Linked DNA regions of Homo sapiens: region 2 is linked to region 1. Evidence: chromatin loops called from intact Hi-C (ENCODE). Cell type or tissue: PC-3. All regions are shown on one strand. Links, peaks and the distances in the headings refer to the core of each region. The heading gives the core; the rest is flanking DNA. Region 1 overlaps LINC02384 (long intergenic non-protein coding RNA 2384). Region 2 has its middle 25 kb from the start of RAP1B.

Region 1 (5,382 bases), core at 241-5,240:
AGAAGCTCATTCTCGGTGAAAACAGGTTTCATTCACCTGAAGTGAAAAGGAAGAGAAGAATTTGAAATTACTGCAACCACTATCTAGATTGATGGTCAGTTACTCAAGAAACAATTATCCAGTTTGTGGATTTCCTCTGTTCCTTCTGCTTATTGTCTGCTTGGCATTTTTCACTATTCATTATCATCTCCTGCAGAGGGTATTAGAGAAAAAGAGGGGAGGTGAGATTCAAAATAAAATTCCAATAAATTATCATCAAGCACCTACTTTAAGCCAGATGCTGAGATAGGTACTGAGAATCCTAAATGAGTAACCACTGGCCCCTGTGCATAGGTTGCTGTCAGAAATGCTGCATTAAAGATATGTATAAAATACTACAAAACTCTGGTAAAAGAGTGATTCACCTGAAAAGGAGGGGAGGAGGTGAAGACAACAGGAAAAAAAGTGATACTTCCACTGGAACTTGAAGAAGTTGAAGTCCAGGAGGAAACAGATGAGTGGGGAAGAGAAGATAGGATGAGCGGGGGAACAGCAGGAGTGTGGGCAGCGGGGTTCAGAAGTGGGAAGGTTTCACTAAGGGCAGTGCAGGTGGTGACCACACATCCTGGTTTGCCTGAGTCAGTCCTAATTTATGGTCACTATGTCAGCATAATTAATATAGCACCTCCCTTTACTCTCAAAAGTATCCTAGTTTGGGTAATGAATTATATAGCCGTCTCTGTCAATCTGAGGCACATATGTCATCACTCTCCCCTCCTTTATCCATGGAAGATATTATTAAATTACCATGGTACATTCCTGGCTAGGCCTGGACTTGTCTTCAAAATCCTACTGAAAATATCACTTCAGGCAGTATCACAGATTGGAATTGGACCTACATATGTTTTCCAAGCTATGGGCCACAGAGGTTGCAAAATGGCAACTCACAGGCCATATCTGAACTGCATTTGTATTTTATTTGACCTACACAGGATTTTTTACAATTCTGAGTCAGCATTTACTACCATGGGATATAACTCAGAAACTCATATATCTAACTTTATTTGAGAAATGGGAAAATCCAGTAACATAAGACCTGTATTCCACGTAGTGGAACAATTGGCTGAAACTAAATAGCAAATATTACCCTTTTGTCCAATATCTACCTGTTGTTGTCAGCCTCCAAGCTGGTCCCCACTGATCCTCATTTCCTGGTATCCACATTCTTGTATAGTCCCCTCTCATGCTGTATCAAGTTTGATATGTTTGGCCAATGGAATGTGACAGAAGTGATGTTATTCCATTTCCCAGGCTAGCTGTCATTCTGCCTTTCTTAGATTACTTGGCTCTGGAAGAAAACAGCTGACATGTTGTGAGGAGAGGCCCACATGGTGACAAACTGAAGCTTCCAGCAATCACCATGGGAGTGAGTCTTTTTGAAGCAGAACTTCCAGCTCCATTCTAGTAGTCAAATGATTGAAGCCCCCATCAACATCTTGACTGCAAACTCATGAAAGACCTGAGCCAGAACCATTCAGTTAAGCTGCTCCCAGATTCCTGACCCTCAGAAACCATATAAGAAATGAGCATTTATTGTTTTAAGCTGCTAAGTTTTGGGGGCAATTTGTTACGCAGCAGTAGCTAACTAATACACCAACAAAATTGATTTTCTTATGATCTACTTGCCTCTATCAATTATTTTATCTACCTGGCTCTCAAGACAGTTGAGGTTACATCCCAGCTCTACAGAAAGAAATATTGTTGATGGTTTTAAGCAAGAAAGTGAGAAGGTCAGATCTGGCTTTAGATGTATCACACTGGCATCTGTGAGAAGAAGAAGTAAGAGGGAGGCTCAAGATCAAGTTTATTTCCTGAAAAACTCATAAGTAGACCTTGCAATATAGCACAAGGGGGATGTGACATAGAACCATGTCTAAGAGACTAAGCTTAGACTCTAGGTCAGATAATATAAGTTCAAATCACCATATCACCACTGAAGGATCATATATATTTTAGTAAGTTACTTAGGCTTTTATTTCCTTAACTGAAACATGGGATTAGGAAGGCTTACAGCTGCAAGTAACTAAACACCCGTCTACTCATAGCTTAAATAAATAGTTTATTTTTCCCCTATAACTGAAGGTAGAGAGGTAGGCAGTTGCTGGGAATGATTCAACTGCTCAGCAATGCCACCAGGATTCCAGGTTCTCTCTAGCTTTCAACTCTGCCTTTCTTAGCAAGTTGGCTCATTGCCTTGTGTTTCTAAGGTGGCTGCTATAGCTCCAGCCATAACATTTCTGTCTTAGGTCATAGACTTAAAACAGAAAGAAGCAGGGGCACGTCAAGAGCTTTAATCTAGCTATGTGTGTCTCATTTTATCAGGAAAGAAAAAAGCTTCCCAGAAGCCCCCAGCAGACTTCTGCTTACATCCCATTTGCTAGAACTGGATCACCGGACCTCTTAGCAGTGATGGAGACTGGGAACATGAGTATTTAATTGAATACATTGATACTCCAAGCAAAATTGCACTCTGTGGGCAAGCAAGAAGAGAGGAGAATGAATATTAGATATTCAGTTGCCCCGAGTGATAAAACTGACTTCAGAATGTTGATACAAGGGTTAAAGTAAGCTGATACATGCTTTAGGCTAACAGTGTTTGGCATGGAATTAAGTGTTCAATAGATTTTAGCTGTTGAAATTGCAATAATTCAGGCACAGAATATTCATCCTGGACTAGGACATGGAAGAGTGAATAATTTTGAGACTAAAGGACTTGAAAAGAAAGACAGATAAAATTATCAGTGGGAAAATAACTTTGGTTTTAATTGTTTTTTATTACCTTTCTTTCTCCTTTTGTCTTATAAGCACAGAAGTGGTCTGTTTATCACATCATCTTTTTTCTTTCTAATTATTTTATAATTGTGTATCTTTTGTTAGAATTTAAGTACTTTATTATTTTAAAAATCTAACTAAAGGAAATATAAACTTTGAGTTCTTTAATCTACTCAGTTGAAAAACCTCCTACAGTAACTTTAACTCTACATTCCAATTAGTAGCCTGCACAATTATATAATCATGTAATGCACAGCACTGTGACCTACTCTTCAGAAGATATTTGTTTTAGACATAGCTCGCCTATGTGAAGAAGTAGAAATATTGCCTCTGGTCATGCTAAAATTAATTGCAATATTTAAGTCATGTGACATTTAATGTTTCTAGAACTAGCAGGTAGCATAGCTCCCAGAAACCCAATTGCACATTGCCGAACGTGTCTCAAGGCACTTTCAGGTGGATCGGATAATGGGTGGAACCACCACATACTTTTCAACCATGAACAATGATTCAGGGGCCAGGATTTAGAAACCATGGGCAGCTATGTAATTGCATAGTGTTAGAAACAAGAGAGGTGAGTGGTGTGGAATATAGGTTTAAAAGAAAAGGAAGGTTCTGAGTGTATACTCAAAATAATTGAAAGCAGGGTCTCAAGGAGATATTTGTATACCCGTGTTCATAGCAGCACTATTCACAACAGCGAAAAGGTGGAAGCAGCCCAAGTGTCAATTGACAAATGAATGGAAAAGCAAATGTGATATATATGTACAATGAAATATTACTCACCCTTAAAAAGGAAGGAGATTTTGACATGATACATGCTACAACATGGATGAAACTGGAGGACATTAAGCTAACTGAAATAAGCAAATCACAAAAAGATACTGTATGATTCCACTGATGTGAGGTACCTGGAATAGTCAAATTCATAGAGACAGAAAGTAGAATAGTGGTAGCCAAGAGCTGGACAGTTATCGTTAATGAGCACAGAGTTTCAGTTGGGAAAAATGAAAAATTTCTGGAGGGGGATGACAGCAATGGGTAACAGCAATGTAAATGTAATTAATGCCACAGAACTGCACACTTAAAAATGATTACAATGGTAAATGTTATGAGTATTTTACCACAATAAAAAAAAATTTTTAAGGAAAAAAAAAAGAAAAAGAACTTGAATGTAACATCCCCACTTCACAAACTTAGCACCCCCGTCTTCCACTACCACCACAACCACCACCCACAAAGTCCTCTAAAAGTCTGCTTATTAAGGGGAAAAGAAGGAATCAAAATTGGGAAAGAGCCTTCCAAACTCTTCCAAGATCTGAGCAGCTTCTTTTAGTCATTCTGTTCTCTTTTTTATTTTTCACAATAAATATGGAGTGCTTTTTGTTTTTTGTTTTTTAGACAGAGTCTTGCTGTGTTGCCCAGGCTGGACTGCAGTGGCACGATCTTGGCTCACTGCAGCCTCCACTTCCCAGGTGCAAGTGATTCTCCTGCCCTAGCCTCCCAAGTAGCTGGGATTACAGGCGTACCATCAGATCCAGCCAATTTTTGTATTTTTAGTAAATATGGGGTTTCACCATGTTTGTCAGGCTGGTCTCGAACTCCTGGCCTCAGGCAATCTGCCTGCCTTGGCCTCCCAAAATGCTGGGATTACAGACATGAGCCACTGCACCTGGCCAATAAATATGTATTATATTTGTAATCAGGGGGAGGACAAGGAAAGAATATTATGGCAAAGGAAGAAGTGGCATAAATTCGTCTTCATCTCTGGCCTGAGGTCAAGGCAATTCTTCCCTCAGCCTCACGAGGCTTGAGTTTTTGCTCAGAAGCATGAAATATCATTACCTTTACCTTTCATAGCCCCAGTTTAGGATAAACTCTGGGTCAGCAGTTACATGACTGACCTGAAATGATTTCACTCTGCGGCTGGCAGCGCCAGACTCAGGAGTGACAAACTGAAGTAAATGACTGTGTGAGCAGCTTCTGGTGAGACCAAATAGAAGAACTGCAGCAGATAACTTACTCTTTTTCATTGTTTCTGATTAGATCTTTTCACATTTTGCTTTTGTTTTTGTTTTTTTCTTGGAAAAGACAAGGGTGTCTCATGGAGGCTTTAGGGAAATGGCTGAATTTTAAGGAAATCGAATTGGCTCCCATGATTATCTCAAAGGAGCTGTGGTCGTAAAAGTTAATTAAATTAGATTCATTTGCATATTCAAGACCATTCCCTTCCTTCACTTTAAAGGCAGAGAAAGAAAATGTGTCCCAGCCTCCTCACTGGGATTATGACACACAACATGTCCAGATCACTCTGTTTGTATGCTGGAACTTAGTCGGACTAGCAGGCTATTTTTTAAATCCTTTTTCCTAGCTTGTATTCTCCACATTTTAAGGTAAGTGTCAATACAAACGTTAAATTAGTATGCATTGCAGTTCTTGCTTTGAAATATAGAATAAATCCTTTAGAGAAAGAGATTGCCGTGCTTAAAGACTGAGGTAATTTTCTAAACAAAAGGTGAATTCAGAACACTAAGTAGAAGATGAACTAGCAACATTTACAGCCACAAGACT
Region 2 (5,382 bases), core at 52-5,051, 150 kb after region 1:
GTAGATAGTGAATTCCTTGCTAATTGGTCCTTTCTCTTGGAGTTATTCCTCATGTTCTAGAGAAAAAGTATGTATAAAATTGTGGAAATATGGAAGTTCATCAGACTGGAGAGTGTATTAGTAGAGAACAAAATAAAAATTCTCAAAAATTACACAGGATACATTCTCAATTTCATCTTCTTGACTAAAGTTAGATACTAAAAAATTAAAATGCTAATTACAGTGGGATTCAACAGCAGGGAGGAGGAGAAAGTAACCAAAACTGATCACAATTTTATTTTCATTTAAATCACTTTGTTAATTGGGTTAGACTCCTACTGCTAAAAGGGGGAGGACTACAGAAGATTAGTTTATTTTTAGCTTGTTGCTATAAAACTCTTCTGTGCTTCTTTCAGCTCAGAGTCAAAAGAAGAGTAAATGTTTTCGAAAGTAACAGAACGTTAAGGTTGCACATTGGCATCTTTGTTCTAATGAACAGAGTGTGATTTGAAGATGGCAAACTTGGGTTTTGTACCATAACTAGCTCCAAAGCTTCTGGCTTATATAGGAGCAAGTTTTGCCTTTCCCATTGGTAATGTGTTGTGGTTGAGCTGTTAACAATACTAAAGCATATACTACATCCTTATATATATCAATTTCAAACTATTTACCTGCTCACTGTGTTTTTTTCTTCCATAAATAATGCACAAGAGAGTAAAGTATATGGAAGCCTTTTATTTTTCCATTAACATAAACAAAAAGGTGGGTGAGGTGGGTGACCCACCTACCTCAGCCTCCCAAAGTGCTGAGATTACAGACGTGAGCCACCACGCCCAGCCCTTTTGTGTTGTTCTTATTGTTCTCCTTGTCTCTATTCTGTGTGATAAGGTCCTCCAAGGTGCTGTCTATCCTTATTCCATCCTTGATTACTCCCCAGGACCAACCTTCAATGTCTTCCGCACAGTATACATTCAATAAATTTTGCTGTCATTTTTCTTTTTTTAAAAAAAAAAAGGAATTACACTACCTTACAGATAAGGAAATAGAAAAATAGCAAGACTTGTCCAAGGTCACACAGGTAGTAAAGGAGAAAGTGGCAATTTGCAATGCTGTATTATGGTCTTTGTCATTTCATTAAATGGGCCAATAAAATTATCCCCACCATTAAGTGACTTTATCAGATAACCTTAAGTGGAAGTTCCTAGATTTGGCTGGCTACACATGTGACCTCAGGCCATTCATTGTAAAGCCACAAATCTCATAGTCTCCGAGGTCACTAAGAGCTTTATTTCCTTGCCAGGAGCGGTGGCTCACACCTGTAATCCCAGCACTTTGGGAGGCCGAGGCGGGGGGATCACGAGGTCAGGAGATCGCGACCATCCTGGCTAACACGGTGAAACCCCGTCTCTACTAAAAAAAAAAAAAAAAAAAAAAATACAAAAAATACAAAAAATTAGCCAGGCTCCGTGCGGGCGCCTGTAGTCCCACCTACTCGGGAGGCTGAGGCAGGAGAATGGCGTGAACCCGGGAGGCGGAGCTTGCAGTGAGCCAAGATCGCTCCACTGCACTCCAGCCTGGGCAAAAGAGCGAGCCTCCGTCTCAAAAAAAAAAAAAAAGAAAGAAAAGAAAAGCTTTTTTTCCGTTTTCACTAGAAATGATCAGCACAGGGATTTACTATTTACTCAGATTTGCTTCGAGCATGATGTCAGTTGTCACAAGGTGGATGGGGCTGGGCTGCTCTAACCAGTATTTGGTGGAAGACTTCCAAAAAGTCCAGGTAATGCAGGAACTGGCAGGTGAGTCACTGTTAGTAGCCCGCACTAGGAAAGAGACCAAGCTGGAGTAACATGATCCCAGGGAATTGCAAAACAAGCCAAATTTGGCTTTTTCTCTCATCTACTCTTCTCTGTGCTGCCTCCCTGGTCCTGCTCCTCAAACTGCAGACCTGGTCATTACCATTCTTAGCTTCCTCATGCTCAAACTCTCTCTCCTGATTCTTCAGGCCCAGATATTAAGCTGATATTAAAAATTAAAACAAAAAAGGTCTTATTCTTGGCAAGTCAATTTCTTCTTTGCTAGGTAACATACATTCATTTCACTTTATTTATTTATTCATTTGAGACAGGGTCTTTCTTTGCCACCCAGGCTGGAGTGCAGTGGCACAATCACAGCTCACTGCAGCCTCAACCTCTTGGGCTCAAGTGATCCTATGGCCTCAGCCTTCCAACTGGCTGGGACTACAAGGACACATCAACATGCCTGGCTAAATTTTTATTTTTTGTAGAAATGGGTTCTCTCTCTTGCCCAGGCTGGTTTTGAACTCCCAGGCTCTAGCAATCCTCCCACCTTAGCCTCCCTAAGTGCTGGGATTACAGCCTCACTTCCCTATAGGCTTTAGAGCTAATGCCCCTGTTTTAATTCCCTAATCCAAAAATACCAAATACAGTTCATCTCCTGTTAATTCCAACCGATTGGTAGTGGGCCCTAGAATGGTGAGCTGATAAGGATTCTGAGGCCATGCATGGGCTCAGTGGTAAAGATTGCTGGGGCCAGGAGCCGTGGCCCATGCCTGTAATCCCAGCACTTTGGGTGGCTGAGGCGGCTGGATCACCTGACGTCAGGAGTTCCAGACCAGCCTGGCCAACATGGTGAAATCCCATCCTTACTAAAAATACAAAAATTAGCTGGCATGGTGGCAGGTGCCTGTAATCCCAGCTACTTGGGAGGCTGAGGCAGGAGAATTGCTTAAACCTGGGAGGCGGAGGTTGCAGTGAGCAGAGGTCACGCCACTGTACTCCAGCATGGATGACAAGAGCGAAACTCTGTCTCAAAAGAAAAAAAAAAGAGTGCTGGAATGGATGAGTGGTGGTCCTCTGGGCATAGACATGTCTGCTATACATTTGTCATTTCTGACCTCATAGGAAGTGCTTGCAATGGTAGGAATCTCCCAGACAGGCAGAAGAAAAGGATCTACCATAGCAGTCCCCTATGACCGATGCAGTAAAGGAAGTCAGACTATGTGGCATTCTGCAAATTGTGTAATTTAAGAAGCTTTAAACTCTACCATGTGCAGAGATAGTTAAGGCCAAAAACGCTATACAGCGTATACAATGTTCTTATGAGGGTTTTTCATTGTTGCTGTTTTTTGAGATGGAGTCTTTTGCTCTTATTGCCCAGGCTAGAGTGCAATGGTGAGGTCTTGGCTCACTGCAACCTCTGCCTCCCGGGTTCAAACGATTCTCCTGCCTCAGCCTCCTGAGTAGCTGGGATTACAGGCATGCACCACCACGCCAAGCTAATTTTTTTTTATTTTCAGTAGAGATGGGGTTGCATCATGTTGGTCAGGCTGGTCTCGAACTCCTGACCTCAGGTGATCCACCCACCTCGGCCTCCCAAAGTGCTGGGATTACAGGAGTGAGCCACCATGCCTGGCCGAGGTTTCAACTCACTTATATTACCTAAAAAGTACTGTTCTATTTTTATATTATTTCATTGTTTTGTTCAAAAGTAAAGGTTGGAGCTATATCTTTTGTTCCTAGTTATAAATTGGCTAATTACTTACTGTCTTCTTTTCTCTGTAGAGTCCCAACTAGACACATTATTTTAAATTTCCCTTTCTAAAAACAATGTTATCTAATGTCATCACCTAGCTACTACATACCACCAAGCTGAAAATACCAGAAGAATTGAAAAGCAGCTGGGTGCAGTGGCTCATGCCTGTAATCCCAGCACTTTGGGAGGCGGAGGCGGGTGGATCACAAGGTCAGGAGATTGAGACCATCCTGGCTAACACGGTGAAACCCCGTCTCTACTAAAAAATACAAAAAATTAGCTGGGCGTGGTGGGGGGCGCCTGTAGTCCCAGCTACTCGGGAGGATGAGGCAGGAGAATGGCGTGAACCAGAAGGCGGAGCTTGCAGTGAGCCGAGATCACACCACTGCACTCCAGCCTGGGAAACAGTGAGACTCCGTCTCAAAAAAAAAAAAAAAAAAAAAAAAAAAAAACAAACAAACAAAAAAAAAACCACAAAGAATTGAAAAGCAATCTTGATTTACCATGTAGTTACAGAAATATTAAATATTTGAGAAACAAATGACATCATTTCTTGAGAAAATTAGGGTATAAAAAAGTGCTCTATTTTACAGAACTGATGTGTTTCCAAGCAAGACCAGGAGCTACATTTTCATAAAAAGACATAAAATTTGCATTTGTTTTCTATTTAGTTTGCAGTGGTGCTGGAGAGACCACTGAAAATGGCAGAACAGCTACTATTGCCAATGTTCTTGTGGCCACTGCTGAGAATTTTGTCCTTGTCGTTAAAGAGGAAGCTGCTTCCAAGACTGTTCTCTAGAGCTTGACTAAGTAACCACTGTCAGTGTATTAAAACCACATTACCAGCACAGGGGAGCTCCCTGCCTCCACTGTCAGAGCTACCACAGTCACCATGTGCTATAGTTTGGATCTGTGTCCCTGCCCACATTTCATGTCAAATTTTAATCCCCAGTGTTGGAGATGGAGCCTGGTGGGAGGTGATTGGATCACTGAGATGGTCCTTCTTGAATGGTTAGCACCATCCCTTTGGTGCTGTTCTCATGATAGAGTTCTCGTGAGATCTGGCTGTTTAAAAGTGTGTGGCACCTCCCCTCTCTCGCTCTTGGTCCTGCACCTGCCATGTAAGATGCCTGCTCCCACTTTGCCCTCTGGCACCATGATTGTAAGTTTCTTGAGGCCTCCCCAGAAGGAGATGCTTCATTGCTTCCTGTATAGCCTGTGGGACCATGAGCCAATTAAACCTCTTTTCATTACAAATTAACCAGTCTCAGGTATTTCTTTTTTTTTTCTTTTTTTTTTTTTTTTTTGAGACGGAGTCTCACTCTTGTCCCCCAGGCTGGAATGCAGTGGCGCAATCTCAGCTCACTGCAACCTACCCCTCCCAGGTTCAAGTGATTCTCCTGCCTCAGTCTCCCAAGTAGCTAGGATTACAGGTGCCTGCCACCACACCCAGCTAATTTTTGTATTTTTAGTAGAGATGGGGTTTTACCATGTTGGCCAGGCTAGTCTTGAAGTCCTGACCTCAGGTGATCCACCCACCTTGGCCTCCCAAAGTGCTGGGATTACAGGCGTGAGCCACCACACCCGGCTTTTTTTTTTTTTCTTTTTTTTTTAGGCATAGTTTCACTCTTGTCATCCAGGCTGGAGTGCAATGGTGTGATCATGGCTCACTCCAACATCTGCCTCCCAGGTTCAAGTGATTCTCCTACCTCAACCTCCCAAGTAGCTAGGATTACAGGCATGCACCATCATGCCCAGCTAATTTTTGTATTTTTAGTAGAGACGGGGTTTTGCCATGTTGGCCAGGCTGGTCTTGAACTCTTGACCTCAGGTGATCCACCCACCTTAGCC

Evidence for each region. Hi-C counts contacts between places; a loop is a spot of excess contacts. Peaks named below come from ENCODE experiments on the same cell type or tissue, not always from the same donor. Only the 100,000 strongest peaks of a DNase experiment are listed, where the experiment ranks them.
Region 2: a loop joins it to region 1, with 7 times the contacts of the local background. A loop is called at or near these places in 1 of 110 quality-filtered maps.

The regions. Positions count from the first base shown.
Region 1 is chr12:68,433,818-68,439,199 of GRCh38, forward strand. All of the region lies in intron 2 of LINC02384 (long intergenic non-protein coding RNA 2384), which reads right to left. Among named protein-coding and RNA genes, the nearest start is that of LINC02384, 15 kb to the right of the region's middle. In PC-3, for the core only: no CTCF peak of the experiment used is centred there; a DNase peak (open chromatin) is centred at 2,184; H3K4me3 peaks cover 810 bases; H3K27ac peaks cover 2,590 bases.
Region 2 is chr12:68,583,208-68,588,589 of GRCh38, forward strand. No RefSeq gene overlaps it. Among named protein-coding and RNA genes, the nearest start is that of RAP1B, 25 kb to the right of the region's middle. RefSeq lists an enhancer at 4,651-4,700. In PC-3, for the core only: a CTCF peak has its summit at 1,933; a DNase peak (open chromatin) is centred at 1,764; H3K4me3 peaks cover 733 bases; H3K27ac peaks cover 1,678 bases.